Regions from separate parts of the Homo sapiens genome. Here regions 2 and 3 are each linked to region 1. Evidence: chromatin contacts called from ENCODE Hi-C or POLR2A ChIA-PET data. All regions are on one chromosome and are shown on one strand. Each heading gives the region's core, a stretch centred on a gene start or an enhancer-like site at or near the end of the contact. The rest is flanking DNA. Distances are from core to core; before and after follow the strand shown.

Region 1 (4,425 bases), core at 1,035-3,534:
AGATGACAGAGTGAGACTCTGTCTCAAAAAAAAAAAAAAAAAACAACAAAAGAAAACTATGGTACATTTGTCAAAACTTAGAGGTTAACATTGGTATATTAGTATTAATGAAACGTGATTTTCTAAAATTATTAAAGATTTTTTTATAGAGACTGGGCCTGTGTTGCTCAGGCTGGTCTTGAAGCAATCCTCTTGCCTCTTGGCCTCCCAAAATGCTGGGATTACAGGTGTGAGGCACTATGCCCGGCCTAAACTTCAGATTTTATTCAGCTTTCACCAGTTTTCCTGTCTTTTTTCTGTTCCAGGATCCAACCCTGGATGCTACATTGCATTTAGTAGGTTTTGTTTTTAATGGACTATGTTTTACCTACACAGAGCAAACCTATAAAAACCTATAAAGCATAGGTTTAGTTTAACAGTGTGGCCTGGTTTTCCAACTTGCTGTTTTTGGCATACTGGGCTAGCACCAGTCCAGTCTGCCATAGAAATCCCGAAAGGTTGTTGGAATTGTGATAATTTCAACCTTTTTTTTCTTTTTTTTAAGTGATAGGGTCTTGCTCTTGTTACCTGAGCTAAAGTGCAGTGATGCAATCATAGCTCACTGCAGCCTCGGACTCCTGGGCTCAAGGGATCCTCCTGCCTCTAACTCCCGAGTAGCTAGGACTACAGACTTAAGCCACCACATCCAGCTTTTAATTAGCAGGGGCATGAAGTTCGGGGGGCTAGGCCCAAAGCGGCTTGAGAACAGCTTTCTTTTTTTTTTTTTTTGAGATGTAGTCTCGCTCTCCTGATGGTCTCCATCCCCTGACCTCGTGATCCTCCCACCTCGGCTTCCCAAAGTGCTGGGATTACAGGCGTAAGCCACCACGCCCAGCCAGAGAATAGCTTTTTCTATAATAAAATAATACTATAGTGAAGCCGTGGAGGGGTCACGATGGATTTAATTTTTTTTTTTTTTTTGAGACGGAATCTTGCTCTGTCGCCTAGGCTGGAGTGCTATGGCGTTATCTTGGCTCACTGTAACCGCCACCTCCCGGATTCAGGCGATTCTCCTGCCTCAGCCACCCTGGTAGCTGGGACCACAGGCGCCAGCCAGCACGCCCAGCTAATGTTTGTATTTTTAGTAGAGACGAGGTTTCGCCATGTTGGCCATGCTGGTCTTGAACCCCTGACCTCAGGTAATCCGCCCGCCTCGGCTTCCCAAAATGCTGGGATTACAGGCGTGAGCCACTGCGCCCTGCCCTAGATTAAAACTCTTTTTTTGTTTTTTTTTCTGAGACGAAGTTTCGCTTTTGTCATCCAGGGTGGAGTGCAATGGCGCCATCTGGGCTCACTGCAACCTCCACCTCCCGGGTTCAAGCGATTCTCCTGCCTCAGCCTCCCAAGTAGCTGGGACCACAAGCACCGCCACCACACCCAGCTAGTTTTTGTATTTTTAGTAGAGGCTGGGTTTTGCCTTGTTGGCCAGACCGGTCTCGAACTCCTGACCTCATGATCCGCCCTTCTCGGACTCCCAAAGTGCTGGGATTATAGGCGTGAGCCACCGCGCTCGGCCTGTATAAACTTTTTTTTTTTTTTTTTTTTTTTTTGAGATGGAGTCTTGCTCTTTCGCCCAGGCCGGAGTGCAGTGGCGCAATCTCGGCTCACTGCAAGCTCCGCCTCCCAGGTTCACGCTATTCTCCTGCCTCAGCCTCCCGAGTAGCTGGGACTACAGGTGCCCGCCACCACGCCCGGCTAATTTTTTGTATTTTTTAGAAGAGACGGGGTTTCACCGTGTTAGCCAGGATGGTCTCGATCTCCCGACCTCGTGATCCGCCCGCCTCGGCCTCCCAAAGTGCTGGGATTACAGGCGTGAGCCACCGCGCCCGGCCCCCGGCCTGTATAAACTCTTAAATGGGAAAAAAGAATCAGGTTTTGGCTGTTTTGTCAGGATATAATAACTAGCCACCACGTTGTGGTCCATTTAATCCTCAAAAAACTTAGAGGTAAGCACAATTCGCTCCTTCCGCGGAAACTGGAAGACGTGAAGCAATTTGCACAGTCTTGCAGTGAAGGGCCAAGCTAGACACTCATACCCAGCCCACCCGCCAGGGCCACTAGCCCAAGGTCGGTCCTGTGCGCCAACAGTCGCAAGCAGGGACTGAATATCCCCCTCTTAGCACAAAACCCAGTAACTTCCGGGAGATCGCCCGAGACCGTCAGCGCGCTTGCGCGGCCCCTTGACGTCAACCACGCCGTTCCTCCCCCTTCTGGAACGCGGAGCCGCTGAGCGGGCCGACGGCCATTTTGTGAAGCGGCGAAGGAGGTGGTGGCTGCGTTGGGCTCCGGGAAGCCGTTCGGGCTGGGGCTGTCGGCCGCGGGGCGGAGGCACTCGCGCGGGGGGTAATTCGGGGTCTGGGTTCTGGTGCCGCGCAGCTTTCCCCGGTAAGACTCCCGCAGCCCCTGAACGGGTGGGGCTGTGCGGGGCTCGTGGTGCCCCTTGGTGGCCCGGGGCGGGGCCTTCGGAGGCCTTCGAGCCCGCGGCAACTAGCGCCCCACACAAAGGGTCGAGGCAGGGCTGCAGGGGGAGTGGGATGCCACTTAGGCCTCTGAGATCTGAGAGGATGCAAGGAGGACGCAAGAGGATGAGCCTGCGTACCGAAGTGGGGACGAGGCCATAGCGAGGACTCCCCCGTGGTCTGAGAGGGGGCAGGCCAGAGCTGGCTGGCTCAGCGGCCTGCGAGCTAACGGGGACTGCAGTAAAAACACGCCTACATCCCGAGTACGGAGGATTTCTTGTCTCCCCCAGTGAAGCAGAGGTTATAACTACATCTCTGTGCCTGGAGGTGGGGAGATAATCGTAGTGAGGACACTCCTTCAACCCGAAATGGAAAGGAGGCCTTTGTGGCCTACCAGCAAAAGGGGACCCAGGTCACACCTGTGGGGAGGAAGCTGTAGTCGGTACACTCCTGTGAGTTCAGAAAGGAAGTGTCACAACCGGCCGCCTTCGTGGCCTGAAGGTGGAGGGGTTTGCAGTGAAATGCCTCCGAGGTCCATTGCTGGGGAGGGGCTTTACTCGAGGGTGTAGCAGTTTTGAGAAGCCGGCGTCTGAAGCTAGGAGGTGAGGGGGTGGGGTGAGTACGCCTCCTGAGGCTCTGAGAATTGTAGTAAGATGCCAGGCCTTTGGTCCCCCAGTAGGGAAGGGGCTGCTGTGAGCAGCACATTTACGGCTCCCTCGGGAGAGGATCCTGTGGCATTTCAGGAGGACGAGATCCAGTGGGCTGCGGAGGGTGGGTGCTTTTGATGGAGAGTTAATTGAGTTTCTCTGAAGCTTGGCTGCATTAGTTTGCAGCCACGTGAATTGGGTGGTGGGAGGGACTTTGAGGATCTACAGGTTAGTGACGGGGTTGGACGCCAGTGCAGCAGGCTTAGCTGCTAGGTTGTAAACGTACGGGCTTTTTGTGTGCCTCCAACGTGTGCTTTATAGTGACAAATCTGAGGGGCTCTTGTGAGGGTTACTCAGTATTAAGTGCTAAACATTTACTCATCTGCGTGGTGTCATGCTGAGAATTGCAGACTTTAAGAGATTTCTGGGCCCTAAAACCCTCCTTGGCTCCAGGATTCTCAGAGATAACCTAATATAAATTGAAGAAGTTGGTAGGGACCGTTTTATATTATTCAATAATAGAGTCAGTATAACCCACTGGAAAAAAGTGTGATGGCAACTGAAGGTTTGTTGAAGGGAGAGGCTAGGCTTGTGACTGCAGTATTTTAGAGCTTCTTGCTTGAATGGTTTGAAATGGTGTAATTTTTGCAAAATGCAGTCTTAGCAACAAGAATTGTCTGGGACCTTGTTAACTAGTGTATATTGTTAATGCATCTCAGAGCATTTGCAGTCGAGAAAAATCCCTCAAGTCTGGACACATAGGGAAATCTTGTTTTTTAAATTATAGAACTACAATACAAGACTGGTTGTACTTGTTTTTGAAATTTGGCAGTTTTGATAAGAATGGAGGATTTCTGGATTTAGTGGAAAGTGTGCAGACATTTTCAAAGAGTATAAAAAGTTGGGAAGAACTGTTACAGGTGGTTCAAATAACGTTATGGTAATTTATGAAGAAAGTGAAATGTTTGGCGTGTTTATACAAAACAATGAAGATGTGCTTAGTATATATTATTGGACAGATTTTTAATGAAACAGGGAATACATTTTTATATATGCTCGATTAAATGTGATTACTTTGCTTATGGATTGTAATGTATAATTTTCATTTTCTTTATGTTCAAATCTGTTAGATGAAAAATGTGAAGCTTTAGAAATAATTGTGTGGTTACTTGCAACGTATTGTTACATGCTAATACCAGTACTCTTTGGGCTTCTTTCACCTTCTTTGACACGTCAAATGTTTTGATGATTGAGTATTGAGAGTTTGGGAGTTGTTAGTA
Region 2 (4,425 bases), core at 616-3,115, 940 kb before region 1:
AAACCTTTCTGCTAAACATATCCAGGAAATTTGTTTCCCCCCAAAGGCAACAGTATGTGCTTCCTGTTTCACCTCTTACTTATACTAAAATGTGGTAGAAATGATACATTTAGGGGCTGGGCGTGGTGGCTGAAGCCTGTAATCCCAGCACTTTGGGAGGCCGAGGCGGGTGGATCACCTGATGTCAGGAGTTCAAGACCAGCCCGGCCAACATGGTGAAACCCTGTCTCTACTAAAAATACAAAAAATTAGCCGGGTGTTGTGGCGGGCGCCTTTAATCCCAGCTACTTGGGAGGCTGAGGCAAGAGAATTGCTTGAACCTGGGAGGTGGAGGTTGCAGGGCAACAAGAGTGAAACTCCGTCTCAAAAAAAAAAAAAAAAAAAGATACATTTAGACATCATTAAGCGATCACTTCCAGAATCTGTGCTCTAAATCAAAATTCTAGAGGTGCATATATAATATGGCCTGTAATGAAATGACTGTGATAATAATTGTGCTACTGGCCGCACATACGGATTAGAACCATAAATGCTGGAGGCAGGTGCCACTATATTTAAGTTTAATGGAAGAACACAGACGACTCAGGTTTCTGATCTGCCCTAGATTCCAGAAACCAGTCCTTATACAAGAAAAGAAAGAAATGACACAGCAGATTAGAGACTGCAGGTTTTGCAAGAGCTGGGCAGGGCTGGGGGCAGAACAAGGGCACCTTCAGGAAGTGCCTCCCATCCCCCTTTACAGGAACTTCAGGAAGGAAAATCCACTTCGGCAGCCCAGAAAACCAAGAAATGACTGCAAATATAATACGCTTTTCAAGCTACCTGGAATCAAGCTGTTTGTGATGGCCCCTTCCAGATCATGGAGCAGAGTTACGAAGCATCCTCCGAATGGGACGAGTAAGAACGTTCTGAAGTCCCAACCAATTCTCGCACATATCTGGTGGCGTTTCTCCACCCCCACACCTCACACTCACCCAGCGGGTGGTCTCAGTCTCCCCTCTTGACTCATGCTTATCAAAGTATTCGGTCCTTTACATTCAACAAGCAACAGCAGCTCAAGATTAGCGAGCCTCACTATGTGCAAAAGGCTTTAATGTACCACAGTACCCCACTTCAGAGTTATTCTGAGTTAAACGAGATTCCGCTTGCAGAGCACCTGGCACGTAGAAAGCATTCTCAGCAGAAGTCTGTTACTGTTAATGTTTGTGCTACTTAATTCGAAAGAAACAAGTAACCTACTCAAAACCCTACTGCACATAAAAGGCGGAGGCCGAATCGAATTCAGCTCCCTTTCCCAGTTCAGGCACAAACCCTGCCCGCGAATGACAACGCCTCTCCCCGCTCCTCGCCAATTCCGCATAACTAGGGGGCTTCATCCTTAGGCCACCCTTCGGGGAGCTCCAAGCCCAGCTGTCCGCCCAGTGCCCGCCAAGTTTGCTCTGACACCCTTGGGCCACCCGCCCCACTGCCCTACTCGATTGTGCCGGAACGAGGACGAGGGCAGGCCCGCGCCAGTCTTCCGTTCCCCGAGTCCCAGCCGACTCCTCGCACCCGCGCCCTGTTCAGACTCCACCGTACCTTATCCTCCCAGGCCGCGTCGCTCCGCAGCACCTTACTCCAGACGGAGACTTTGAGGGCCCCGTTGGCCAGCTGCGGCTGAGGCGGCTCCTCCTTCCGCCGCCCGCCGCTCATCCTCCCGTCGCGCCGCCCGGGCCGGGCCTGGGGCGCGCGGGCTGAGCCAAAGGGAGTCGGGGTCTAGGGTCGCAGGTCACGGCGCGGGGCGGCTGCAGGCTCAGCGGCCCGGTCCTGCGGCGCGCTGCGGTTCCTCACAACCTGGCCAAGCTACCCGGTTCCGCCGGCTCTACAGAGCAGGCGCCGCGAAGGGAGGGGCGGTGCAGTGTCGCGCGCCCTCCCGCCGACGTGCTCACGCAGCCAATCGGCGACCGCGAAGCCATCCGAGTGAAACAGCGACCGGCGCCTTGGCGCAAGCGCGCTACTCGTGGCGGAAATGACGTCAGCATCCGCCGGGCTCGCGGTAAGGTGTGAGGGGAGGGACAATCTTGGTAGAACGGTGACATGGGCGCCAGGAGGCGCTGTGGAGACCGAGGAGGTAGGGGAAAACCGAGGCTGGACGTCAGCGTCGCCCAGTCGGCCACAGCTGCCCCTCGAGCAGCGAGTGGGGCAGGAGCGGCTCTACCTTTCCTTGCGACCTACTCGCCTGCTGAGCCCAGACCTTGCTCCAGGGTAGCTCCAAGCTGCCCCACAGGATTTAGCCCGCTTATTTTCTCCCCTAACCCTGCAAGTTCTGTAGGGCCTTGTTGAAGATGTTAACTCTTCTGTAATAACTAACCATTTCATCTTGCCCAGCACCCTCTTTTGGCACACGAGAGCCCTGAGACCCCAAAAGAGGAAATGAGATTCTGAGGCCGTATAGCAAGGTGGACCCAACCGGGGACTCCTGGGCGGCAAATACAAGGATTGGGTTAGGTATCAGGATATCTGAGTGTTCACATACAGCGTCCTCACCATGTGCTGCGTCAGTGGTTCACAAAGTGAGCTTCCGGATCAGCAGCGGCCGTATCGCCTGGGAACTGGGTAGAGGCGCAGGTTCTCGGCCCCCATTCCACGCCTACTGACTCAGAACCCCTGGGGATGGGGCTCCTTCCGGTGGCCCTCCAGGTGGTGCCAGGCTCACTGTGCTGGTAAGTCCAGAGACCAAGGCACATCCCTTCTGGACAGTGGATTTTTTTTTTTTTTTTTTTTTGAGACGGCACGGTCTCTGCTCACTGCAACCTCCACCTCCCGGGTTCAAGCGATTCTCGTGCCTCAGCCTCCCACGTAGCTGGGATCACAGGCGCCCACTACCACGCTCCACTAGTTTTTTTTGTATTTTAGTAGAGACGGGGGTTTCACTATGTTGCCCAGGCTGGTCTCGAACTCCTGAGCTCAGGCAATCCGCCCATCTTGGCCTCCCAAAGTGCTAGGATTACAGGCGTGAGCCACCTCACCCGGCCTCTGGACAGTGGATTTATAAAGACAAGTAATGTATCTGGTACCTGGGTGTGTCTGACTCCAGAATCTGTGCTCTTAACCGTTAAACTTTAAAGCTGAGAGTATCTTTTTTTTTTTTAAACAGGTCAGAGTATCTTTTGCATACCTATCAACATTCACCTGTAATTCTTCACTTTTCAGGAGTAATAGAACCTCCCTAGGGAGGCCAGGCGCAGTGGCTCACTCCCATAATCCCAGCACTTTGGAAGGCCGAGGTCGGTGGATCACTTGAGGTCAGGAGTTCGAGACCAGCCTGGCCAACATGGTTGAAAGCCCGTCTCTACTAAAAATGCAAAAAAAATTAGCCGGGCGTGGTGGTGGGGACCTGTAATCCCAGCTTCTCAGGAGGCTCGAGGCATGAGAATTGTTTGAACCTGGGAGGTGGAGGTTGCAGTGAGCCAAGATCGCGCCATTGCACTCCAGCCTGGGCAACAGAGCAAGACTTGGTCTCAAAAACAAAACAAAAAACAAACAAAAAACCTCCTAGAGAGCTTTTCCAGAATACTATAGCTGCTGTTTTCCACCCCAAGCCCACCCTGACATTGTTTCAGTAGATTAAGTGGGGCTGGACCCCCAAGGTGAAACATACTGTGATCACGTTACTGTCTGGAACTGGTGGAAGGGCCGTATACGTTATATGGGTGCACTCCTTTTGTCCTAAGTTTCCCCGTGGGTCTTGTTCTTTTCAGCCCTGCCTCTTTTCTGATCCAGTTTCCCTCCCATATGAAATGGTAAAGCTTAGCCAGTTGAAGGAAATCAAAATATTTTACCCCAAAATATGGCTCCCTAGTATAATGACTATTTTAGTTTAGTTTTTAAGACAGGGTCTCACTCTGTTGCCCGTGCTCAAATGCGGTGGCATGATCAGGGCTCACTGCAGCTTTGATCTTCTGGGCTCAAGCGATCTTCCCACCTCAACTTCCCAAGTAGCTGGAGCTGCAGGCACAGGCACATGCCACCAACCTGGCTAAGATTTTTTTTTTTTTTTTTATAGACAGAGTCTCACTCTGTCGCCCAAGCTGGAGTGCAGTGGCATGATCTCAGCTCACTGCAACCTCTGCCTCCCAGATTCAACCAGTTCTATTGACTTAGTCTCCCCAGAAGCTGGGAATACAGATGCGTACCACCACAACCTGGCTAATTTTTGTATTTTTCAGTAGAGATGGGATTTTGCCATCTTGTCCAGGCTGGTCTCAAATTCCTGACCTCAAGTGATCCGCCTGCCTCAGCCTCCCAAAGGGCTGGGATTACAGGCATGAGCCACCACACCCTGACAGGTTTGTTTTTTTTTGTTTTTGTTTTTTAATTTTCTGTAGAGACAGGGTCTCACTATGTTGCCTAGGCTGGTCTTGAACTCCTGGGCTCAAGCAGTCC
Region 3 (4,425 bases), core at 764-3,263, 800 kb before region 1:
TTAATAATTAAGCCATTCCTGAAGACCTCTTTTGTTACTTTTTTTTTTTTTTTTTTGAGACAGAGTCTTGCTCTGTTGCCCAGGCTGGAGTGCAATGGCGCGATCTCGGCTCACTGCAACCTCCACCTCCCGGGTTCAAGCAATTCTCCCGCCTCAGCCTCCTGAGTAGCTGGGATTACAGGCATGTTCCACCACGCTCGGCTAATTTTTGTATTTTTAGTAGAGATTGGGTTTTGCCATGTTGGCCAGGCTGGTCTCGAACTCCTGACCTCAGGTGATCCGCCCGCCTCAGCCTCTCAAAGTGCTGGGATTACATGCGTGAGCCACCATGCCCAGCCTCTTTTGTTACTTTTGAAGTTCGGTTTGCAGAGACTTATGCCTTGGCTTGCTTTATACCAAGATGCTCCAGGATAAGGGCTCACGGGCTGCAACAGTCTAGACCTAAGCCACAGGCCCAAACTACAGGGACCTGAAGTGGAGAGGGCCCAGGATGCAGGTTAGGAGCCTGGGGTGGATCCTGGCTAGATCTCGGTGTGCTGCTGCTGCAGACTCTGGGAGGTCAGAAACTAAGTCTTTAAGGCAGCTCTGTCTGTCAGTGTTTCCCCAGGGCCAGCTCACTGCCAGGCACAGAGCAGCACTTAATAAATATTTATTGAATAAGTAGCTCAGCCACAGTGAGCTTGGTCAAGCCTCTTTCTACCAGTGAACCTCAGTTTCCTCTTCTGAAAAACAAGGATGATAAGAATAGTAATACTTTCCAAAGTTGGATAAAGATCTACTGAGATAATGTGTATGAAAGTGCTCTGCAAATCAAAACAAACTAAACAAATATTAAAGATCCAGAACCAACGTGCTGAAACAAAACAAAAAGAATGAATATACGGGAGAATGAGCAAATTTACGAGAAAGCAACTGGCTCCAGATGGTCATCAAATGAATTACTACAATGGAAAGGGACAGCATAGGTCACTCTAGTCCACTGTTCCAAAGTCCAAATAGCATTTCTCAGGCCACCTCTGTTCCAAAGGAGCAAAAAATCTCTCAAAACCTTTGTCCAGATTTTGGTATGACGAACACGGTTACAGTTACAATTGTACCCTGCATACCACTGGGCTCAGAGTATCTGCCAAAGCAAACTGGCATACAGATGCTGGGTGTTTGCTGGAGGCAAGGGACCAGCAGGGTGAGGGGCACCTGGAGGCTGTGCCTGCCATGTGGTTGCTCTGCCTCATGACCAAGTTTGTGTTCAGAGGAGTGTGGGCTGCACACAGAGAGAATGATTGGCTGGGAGGCCTCGGCCAAGCCATCAATTTCCTGGCTGTACACTGGGACCAACCACTGCTGCCTCCCATGGTAGCCACTGTGTAAGCACTAGTCCCCTTCCCTTTCCCTCTGCCCACTGGGGATTCCTGGCTGCAGCCTGAGAAATGAGTCCTAGCCTCCGTCACTTGGCTCTCCTGTGCAAGGCACCTTGGAGACAAGTCCCTTCCCGCCTTTGTGGGTGACTGATTGCGTTGGCTGGGCCCCTCTCTGGTGGGGGCTGGCTGAGAATTCCAACAGACCCAGTGGTGGACATGCCTACTATCAGACTGGACATATACACAGCACAACTCCGGAACCTTCTCACAGTCCAGTGTGTAAAACTGCTTGTGTGAGGGTCCCTAGCTCCTCTGACTCTTCCACCTTTAAGGAATTCTAAACTGGCACCCTGACCTTCAGGATCCTTAGAAAGCAAGATTTGTGGGCTTTTAGGATAAATGTGCTTGCTCCTAATTAAAGGGAAAGAAGGCTCAGCCCCTTGGGACCCTAAAAGCAGGAGTTCCCTTTCCAAGAAGCAGAGCTGAGCTGTGGGAAGAGACACGGTTTGGAGACAGTTGGCCTTGGGCCTGAGCTACCTTTTCCTTATCTGCAAAACAGGGATGGGAAGTCCATCTGCCTCTGGCTTATTGTACAGATTTCATGAGCGCCCTTGTGGAGCCCCTGGCGCAGAGCCAGGCAAACAGCAGGTGTACAAGAAATGTGCTCAGACTGCTACTTCCTGCCCCAAACCAGCAACACCCAACATTTTCCCTTCTGGCCCATCAGAGCGCTGGCCAAGCTTTCCTAAGGGAGCACAGCATCCTCTGCTACCCCAATTGGCTCTTCCCACTCCCATGGGCCCCACCCAAACCTCACCCTCTTGTGTCATCTGGATGCCTGCAAAGCCTCCTCCCTGTTGTGATTTTTATTCATTCCAATTTACCCAGCCTGATTCATCCTCTGGAAAGTCTTCCAGTTGTGCTACCTCTGCTCTAAAACCTTCCATGCCTCCCCAGTGCCTCTGCTTTTCAGCTGTTTAACACTGCCTACAACCTCCTGGCTCCACCCAGATTTTCCAGCCAGAGCCCTGATGCCTCAGCAAAACTAGCATACTGCTGTTTCCCTAAATGCACACTTATCATCCAGCCATGCCCTCTGCACCCACCTCCCTGGAATGTCGGCACCACCCTCTGCCTCTGCAAATCCAGCTCCCCTCAAAGGGCTCTTGTTTCCTCTGGCTCATGCTCACTTCTTCCTTCTCAGACAATGCTTTTCCTCAGCAGACGCTTAATTACAGAGTGTCACACAGTCTCTCATAATTGTAGGCTTGTCTTCTTGTCAGACCATAAGTTCCTCAGGGCAGAGACGCCTTGTCTGTCTATTAATCCCCATCCTCTCAGAGCCTGGCCCAGGGCTAGGAAGGCAGGGCCGAGAGAAGGGGGGGGGAGAGAGAGAGAGAGAGAGAGAGAGAGAGAGAGAGAGAGAGAGAGAGGAGAGAGAGAGAGAGAGAGACAGAGACAGAGAGAGAGAGAGAGGAGAGAGACAGAGAGAGAGAGAGAGAGACAGAGAGAGAGAGAGAGAGAGCAAGAGCGAGAGACTCGCTTTGACCACTTGGGACCACTTCTCTTGCTCCTATCCCATGAGGAAACTGTTCACTGGCCAAACCAGACCTCAGGGCTCCAGGCCAGTGATGTACAGAGACGAGGGAGCCCGGGGGAGGGAGGCAGAGATGTGGCTCTAGTCTTGCTCTGGGATCCTAGGCATCCCTACCCGTCCCTGGGCCTGCCTCCATGCTGTGGAACAGCCATGTTTTAGCTCTAGAATGTGGCTTGTATTTCTCTTTAAGGTAGCCTTGGTTTCTAAGAATGGGTGGGTCTGTCTGTTAACACAGCTGATTCCAGCACAGGTTGAGTGAGGAAAGGCAGCCACAGTCAGGTCTGGGAAATCTGGGAACCCGAGAGAGATTTACACCACACACCTCATCAACCTCATTACATTCCTGTAAGGACTAGACTTCATTCCTGCTCAGGTGTTCAATTCCACAGCCTGCACCCTGGCCCAGTCTGACTTGACAGTGCCTGCTGCCAGGACCAAGTAGGGGAAAGGTGACTTGCTTCTGAAAACCACCAATCCCCACACAAAACAAAGCTGATGATGGTGATGACTGCCATTTATTGAGGGGCTGTTACTACACGAGTTCTCATTTCCATCCCAATCTGATAGGGAGGAAAACGGAGGTACAGAAAGCTGACTAATCCAAGGTCACACAGCAACAAGCTAGGCTGTCATGCAAACCAGGGTCCTCTCAGTTCAGCTTTTCCCAGGTTGCAGCCGACAGGCTCTCAGCACCAGCATCCTCTAGAGAGCTGGTTTAAAAACCTAGGGGCATGTGATTCCTGCCCCAAGACCTGCCAAATGAGAGTGTCTAGGGATGGAGCTTTATAAAGACAAGAAACCCAAATTTTATATATGAGAAAACTGAGGCACAGAAAGGTGGCGTGACCTGCCAAGGTCATGCCGTAAGCATCCTCAGGAGTCCTGCTGGGACTCCAGAGCCAGCAAGGACAAACTTCCTGGGGGAGGTGGCATTTGACAGTGTGGGCCTCTAGGGGAAGAGAGGGCACTATAGGGGAAGAGGACAGCATTAATAAAGGCTGAAGCGGGAAAGGACAGGCAACAACTTCTCAAAGTGGCTAGGGGAAGGAAGAAATACATACAGAACCACGATGACAGCCTTCCCGCAAGAGCCCATCTGAGCTTCTGGGAAGAAAGCCTGTGTGGCATTTACAATCTGCAGGTCTCCAGCAGTGGCCCTCTGGGTGTGTCTGGTTGCTGCTCAGGATGAGAAAGCCACGGGAGGTGGTGACTCAGTCCCCACCCAGCCTCCAGATAGCCTCCTTTTAAATTCAAGATGAGCTCAGAGACTGGGGAAATGTCAAGAAAACCCTCCTCCCAGAACAGATGGGAACAGACCCAGGGAAGGCGGCCTGAGGGGTAGGCTATCAGGCAGAAGCCATAAACCTGGAGAAACGCTGCGGGCTGTGGAGAAGAGGCCTGGGCTACAAGTTTGCCTGTCACTGCTGTGGCTGTGGGCCCCTGAGCAGGTCCTTGTCTCTCTCTGGGCCC

What was found. Hi-C counts contacts between places; a loop is a spot of excess contacts on that map. ChIA-PET counts read pairs that join two places held with the same protein, here RNA polymerase II (POLR2A). Pooled maps may share reads with other maps.
Region 2: a loop to region 1 is called in a pooled map, with 7 times the contacts of the local background. The contact joins the promoter of RAB5IF here to the promoter of CPNE1 in region 1. A Hi-C loop is called at or near these places in 7 of 50 pooled maps. POLR2A ChIA-PET finds 5 or more read pairs at or near these places in 4 of 52 experiments (GM12878, PC-9, activated B cell and 1 more).
Region 3: a map of CD8-positive, alpha-beta T cell shows a loop between it and region 1 (5-fold over the local background). The contact joins the enhancer-like site here to the promoter of CPNE1 in region 1. A Hi-C loop is called at or near these places in 1 of 168 maps with a recorded cell type or tissue (CD8-positive, alpha-beta T cell), 1 of 37 single-sample maps with no recorded cell type and 9 of 50 pooled maps. POLR2A ChIA-PET finds 5 or more read pairs at or near these places in 1 of 52 experiments (GM12878).

What each region holds. Positions count from the first base shown.
Region 1 is chr20:35,662,759-35,667,183 of GRCh38, reverse strand. It overlaps CPNE1 (copine 1), which reads left to right and starts at 2,284. Exons shown (of 16, transcript NM_152925.3): 1 at 2,284-2,424. RBM12 (RNA binding motif protein 12) reads left to right here and starts at 2,284. Exons shown (of 3, transcript NM_006047.6): 1 at 2,284-2,424. RefSeq lists enhancers at 2,316-2,365, 1,947-2,451, 2,636-2,745, 3,066-3,115, 2,956-3,461 and 1 more and a silencer at 2,423-2,717.
Region 2 is chr20:36,603,219-36,607,643 of GRCh38, reverse strand. RAB5IF (RAB5 interacting factor) reads right to left here and starts at 1,865. Exons shown (of 4, transcript NM_018840.5): 1 at 1,579-1,865. The coding sequence starts at 1,692. The region is part of intron 2 of TGIF2-RAB5IF (TGIF2-RAB5IF readthrough); the gene reads right to left. RefSeq lists enhancers at 1-720, 2,072-2,211, 2,942-2,991 and silencers at 1,562-1,871, 2,551-2,950.
Region 3 is chr20:36,465,384-36,469,808 of GRCh38, reverse strand. The region is part of intron 7 of DLGAP4 (DLG associated protein 4); the gene reads right to left. Among named protein-coding and RNA genes, the nearest start is that of MYL9, 74 kb to the left of the region's middle. RefSeq lists enhancers at 2,125-2,174, 4,194-4,373, 3,949-4,425 and a silencer at 4,009-4,303. Within about 2 kb of position 2,013, at least 27 of the 41 ENCODE cell types and tissues checked have a DNase peak (open chromatin) inside an H3K27ac peak, as active enhancers do; they include CD8-positive, alpha-beta T cell and GM12878, where a contact is called at or near this core.